2 separate regions of the Homo sapiens genome follow, and region 2 is linked to region 1. Evidence: chromatin loops called from intact Hi-C (ENCODE). Cell type or tissue: endothelial cell of umbilical vein. All regions are shown on one strand. Each heading gives the region's core, and the rest is flanking DNA. Links, peaks and the distances in the headings are about the cores only. Region 1 has its middle 99 kb from the start of ARSJ. Region 2 has its middle 24 kb from the start of CAMK2D.

What was found. Hi-C counts contacts between places; a loop is a spot of excess contacts. Peaks named below come from ENCODE experiments on the same cell type or tissue, not always from the same donor. Only the 100,000 strongest peaks of a DNase experiment are listed, where the experiment ranks them.
Region 2: a loop joins it to region 1, with 3 times the contacts of the local background. A loop is called at or near these places in 35 of 110 quality-filtered maps.

Annotation. Positions count from the first base shown.
Region 1 is chr4:114,076,687-114,079,612 of GRCh38, forward strand. No RefSeq gene overlaps it. Among named protein-coding and RNA genes, the nearest start is that of ARSJ, 99 kb to the left of the region's middle. In endothelial cell of umbilical vein, for the core only: no CTCF peak of the experiment used is centred there; DNase peaks (open chromatin) are centred at 395 and 1,155; H3K27ac peaks cover 1,162 bases.
Region 2 is chr4:113,783,818-113,786,743 of GRCh38, forward strand. No RefSeq gene overlaps it. Among named protein-coding and RNA genes, the nearest start is that of CAMK2D, 24 kb to the left of the region's middle. In endothelial cell of umbilical vein, for the core only: no CTCF peak of the experiment used is centred there; a DNase peak (open chromatin) is centred at 1,284; H3K27ac peaks cover 362 bases.

The sequences.
Region 1 (2,926 bases), core at 119-2,618:
ATCATGCAATATACTCATAAAGCAAATCTGCACATGTACCTCCAAATCTAAAATTAAATTAAAAATAAGAAAAAGAATTGTGATAATATATACCCAAAGCATAATACTGAAAACAATCCAATCTGTATTTTATCAGTGACTTGTTCTAAACTTATAACTGTAAACATTTGTATGAATAAAACTGATTAAAGTAAAAAAAAAATTTAAAAAAATACTGTTGCCTTTCTTGTACCAGACTCTTTACAGATGAAAGGCCTAGGTGTGATTAAAAAATGTTTTTTTTAAAAAAGGTAAAGTTATAGCTACTGGAATGAGACACATCAATTTTGTGGCAGTGAAGGGAAAACAATGACTTTGGCATGGGAAAGAAATTACTCAGACCACAGAAAATACTGGAAAGGGAAGGATATTAATCATCTTTTTTCTTTTGGAATCAGCCCTATAGCCTTTCTCATGAATGAGAAATGACTTGGGTGGCTTTTCCAAACTGTTGCAATTAAATTTAGCATACTGGTGAATCTTCTGTCCTCTGCTAGACAGCTTTGAGTACAATTTGACAATCATTCCCCTTAATATTACTAAGAAATTTATTGGAAATAACAGAGGATGGCCCAAGCTCCTGCATCTTCCATGCAAAACATCCGTCACCACCTCCAGATGTCTGTATCAGCTCCACTCCTGGAGCTGCTGCTTGTTCCATGGAGCACACAAATCCCACCCAGCTATGGTATAAGGCAAGACAACTGCTTGGACTTACTTCCCTCACTCACTGTCTCCAAAACCAAAGGACTCAACTCAGTTTTTGAACTGAACTGGGAACCCTAAGATCCATCATGTGGATATGAGAACAATTTGGAAGCACCATTAACATGTGCTACCCCAACTGAGGGCTCAATTATTGCAAACAACCTTTTCTTTGTAGAGTCACCATATGTGTCTCTGGGACTGAACATTTTGTGTGGATTCTAGGCATTCATTTGCTTCCCTCCTGAAAACACAGCTACTTGTTCCTCTGAGGCAGTCATCTGAGACTATCTAGATTTTAAGGAATACCATCAGTAGATCACATAGTTATCAGATGACATGGAGTTCTTTCCAATATGAAGCTGCTGTTGCTTACTCTGGGGAGCTTCCTGGATGAATCACTGAGTCATTAATTACATGGCCCCTGTTGGCAGTCATCCCTGTGATACAAATCATTCATTTAGGAAAGCATTGTGAGAAATTTGTCCCTAACTTTAGCTAAAGCCCTGGAAGCCATGCAGTTTAGCCTCCTCTCACTGTCCAGGATTGTTACAGATGATAGAATTATCCTTACATGCCATTGTGGACTCTACAGTCACCAAGTGGAAAGGCCAATACAGAAAGTTAAACAGAAAGCCACCTCATTTTCTATTTTGGGATGAATTATGTTTCCCTAAAATCCATATGTTGAAGTCCTAACCCCTAGTACCTCAGGATGTAACTGTATTTGGAGATGAGGTCTCTAAAGAGGTTAAATAAGATCATTATGGTGCACCTTAAGGCAATATGACTGTGGTCTGTATAAATCAAGGAGATCAGGACACAAACACATGCAGAAGAAAGACCATGTGAAGACAGCCATCTGTAAGCTAAGGAGAAAAGTTCTCAGAAGAAACTAACCATTTTGACACTTTGATCTTGAACTTAAGTTAAAATGATGTTATTAGTGTGTGGTCCTGATCCTGTATGACTGGTGTCCTTATAAGAAGAAGAAGAAACACAAAGGCTTCATGAACATAGAGGAAAGACTATGTGAAGATACAGTAAGAAAACAGCCATCTTCGAGAAAAGAAGTGAGGCCCCAGGAGAAACAAAACCTGCTGACACTTTGATCTTCAACTTTCAGCCTCCAGAACTGTGAGAAAAATATATTCCTCTTGTTGAAGCCAACCTAATATGTGGTTACTTTGTTATGGCAGCCCTAGCAGTCTAAAACACTTTCTAAGGTAGACCTTAAGCATTTGTGACATCTGTGAAGCTATTTGAGTCCAGAACTCTAGGGGCCTGGTTGAGGTCAGTACTGCTAGTTGCTCTCATCCTGTGATAGCAGTGTTAATTAAATGTTGCATGGGACAAATGGAATGGATTTGGTTTGAGGCTTTGTGAGTCAAATTAATCAAAGTGGCTGATGGAATTGGGAAATGGTGTACTCATGAAAAAATTCACCAGAAGTTAAGATGATGTAAAAGTGAGGAGTGAATTTTGTTGGGACACAATAAGGTTGCCTCATGTTTTTTAGCATCTTGTGAGCAGAGGCACTGACTGACTATTCTGAATTATCTTTACACAGATGTTTGTATAGGAACAGCCTTGGGAGATAGAAAGATTATTTCCATTTGGAGTAAAGGGCCGGCATGCTTATTGTTCATAATACAAGATTTGAGTTCCCTAAGCTCAGGGTCTCTCTCCTGTATTGTAACTCATGTTGCATGTAGATGTTATTCAGCAATTGTGTGGCAGTCTGGCAAGTGGAACTCCAGGAACTATGACAAAATGTGTCACAATTTCTTATTGAAAAGAAAAATAGGAAATAACTGAAATCTATTTCAAATAACCCATTGATCAGCTGGGGGCCACACTCTTTTTTAAATATCTGAGTGTATTAGACTCTTTTTACACTGCTATAAAGAACACCTGAGACTGCGTAATTTATAAAATAAGAAGGGGTTTATAATTCACTCACGGTTCTGCATGGCTGAGGAGGCCTTAGGAAACTTACCATCATGGCGGAAGGGGAAGCGAGGAACCTTCTTCACAAAACAGCAGGAGAGAGAGAGAGCGTGTAGGGGGAAGAGCCCCTTATAAAACCATTAGATCTTGTGAAAACTCACTCACTGTCATAAGAACAGCATGAGGGAATTGCCCCTATGATCTAATCACCTCCCACCAGGTCCTTCCCTCA
Region 2 (2,926 bases), core at 242-2,741, 290 kb before region 1:
GTCATCTAATTGGATTTTGAAGTAGATAGCCATGATGACAGAAAATATATAAATGAGTGAAGAGCAGTGACTCAGAGGTCCCTACGTTGCTTAACAAGAAGGGAATCCATAGTGGCAAAGAATGATAACGTGTGTTTCAAAAGACAGAGTTTTGAAGTGTGAAATAGGAGTGACAGTTTGGAAGTAGCAACAGGGAGCAGAGAGGACGCTACCTCAAGCTCTAAGCGTATGTAGTATGTAGCATATAAGAGGAAAATAATAGGCTGGGTGTGGTGGCTCACGCCTGTAATCCCAGCACTTTGGGAGGCCGAGGTGGGTGGATCACGAGGTCAGGAGTTCGAGACCAGCCTGGCCAACATGGTGAAACCCCGTCTCTACTAAAAATACAAAAAATTAGCCAGGCATGGTGACATGCACCTGTAATTCCCAGCTACTCGGGAGGCTGAGGCAGGAGAATCGCTTTAACCCAGGAGGCGGAGGTTGCAGTGAGCTGAGATGGCTCCACTGCATTCCAGCCTGGGCAACAGAGTGAAACTCCATCTCAGGGGGGAAAAAGAAGAAAAAATAAAGACATTTTCCACTTGAAGGGCTCTAGGGAAAGCAGGGTTTGCTGGAGTCAGGTTAATTTCAACAAGAATCTGAAGGAAATGTTCAATAAAAAGATTAAGGAAGTAGAGGAATTTTCTGATAACTGGAAACAAGCTTTGGTGGAAGGACTTGGATGACCAAGAATGTGGGAGATGTGATCAGATTGGTGACGCTGAAAGCAGGGTGGTGATAAATACCTGTGAAATTAGGTGAACTGGGAAGCTTGGATTTCTGAGGGTGATACAAGGGAGCTGGTATTGGACTGGTATTGGAAGCATGATGAAATTCATTTCAGAAGCCACAGAGCACTGAGTTTGGAGGTCATGGGGTGGCTGTTATTGCCTTCAGCTGAAGATGGGGTGATAGGGAGGAGGTGGGTCTCATTCCTGGGATATCAGAAAATCTTGTGCCCAATGTTGCTGGCAAAAGAGCAATAATTCAGTTATCTTTAATTCCCCCAAAAGCCCTCTCTACTAAGTAATTATATTTATTGGAAAAACTCCCACAGAATCTCTAAAGCTCAAAAGTCCCTTGCTTTGTGAACTATTTTCTGGCTTCAACATCCCATAGTTAGTCATTTCCTCTATTACCCAACACACAAAGTGCACAAATAGCACTTTGCACAAACCTTCTGTCTCTCTCACTATACACTAAGCTTCTTGACCCAAGAACTGTGGTTTACTTTGTATCTGTGCCAGAAAGTGGATCATATCCACAAACTGGATGACAAACTCAGGACCTACTCTTCAATAGTCTTTGAGGAGTAAACGAATTAGAAGTCTGCTTAAGTTGTGTTACTATTATTACTAGCTGTTGAACATTTACTTAAGGGTAAGCATTGTGCCAGGAGCTGCACATACATAATCCTGATTTTGTAGGTTTTCTCTTGATTATGCTTATGTTCTTCTAAGAGATAGAATTTTAATTAATCAAACTAAAGGTTAAATACTGCAATGACAAAAATAGAAAAAATGAAGGTGTTAATTTTACTGTGATGTTTATTATTTATTACTGTAACTGTTTTAAGACAAGAAACTTTCTGTAAAGTAAAATGATTCAAAGGGGGAAAATGGCTTACATGATTCAAATATGATCAAAACTTATTTTGAGTTTGTAAGAGAAATATGCAAATTAGACTCTGGTTGACAGTAAACTCAGCTAGGAATATGCAAAGAATCCTCAAACACCAATTTCACTGAGACAGAAAGAATGCTAGAGTGACAGTGTCATGAAATGTCACAGAAATTTTGGCATAGGTAATGAAATTAGAAATTCTATTTTGCATTTAAATTATTTAAAATTATACTAAATTTTTTAAAAATAGGAGATGCCAAATAGCTTCATGTGCTTTCAATTTCATAACACTCTCCTTCCCTAAGGAAAATACTATTGAATATCCAGGGCTTATGTGGAGCTTGCACAAGCCAGGGTCCCAGAGGGTCTGTGATATGAATCCTATATTCTGAGTTGCACAGGAGAATCATACCAACTTCCACCATTGGTAAAAATTTAGGCGTGCAAGTCTGGAATAAGGACTCTCTGACATTTTGAAAGAGGAAGATTTGAGCACTTCCTCATATCTCAGAAGCAACAAAGAATCCTTTTTTCAAAAAATTTTTATCCTCTGGGACATTTACAGAAGCATCACATTAAACCTGGATAAATGAATGTATCCCAGTTACTTAGTAGTTGCTGGCATTGCATTGAATGTATTCTACTACTTAGTCAGTTGCTGACATTGCCCACGTGATGGATGCCATGACTATACCTAGGATACAAGTAGAAGTAACGTAAGCAGCAGCAAGTATTTTTTGAAACAGGGAATGGTTTTAAGTTTTGATGTCCACAAGTAGGTTCTTAATAGTTTAAGCATTTATTTAATTACTTGATCTAAGTGGCCAGCTAAATCAAATGATTCAGTAAAATGACTAAAACTAGGAAAATAGAGGGTTTGAATTATATAGTTGATATTCCTATTCAAATAGGTAGATAATTTGCCAATCTTCACTTCATTTGATGCTTCATAGCCATATCTTCAAGTTCATGGGCAAATAGAGCAGTAGTAGTTTCACTATATAATCAGCAGGATATGGAAGAGGCCAGACTGGTAAAATTAGAATTTTTTAATTGTGTGGGTCACAGTCTCTGAAAGAATAGTACTTATGTTTTATTCTCTAATCTGCCAAAATTGCTGGACTGTGAACAAACCTTCAGATGCTTACTCAGATTGAACTATTTTAATACCCAATGATTACTATTTAGACTAAGTCAAATGAGGCAGATTTGCTAAAATAACTGCTGGACACATCTCAATAAAATTTATCTGTTGAGTATTTAA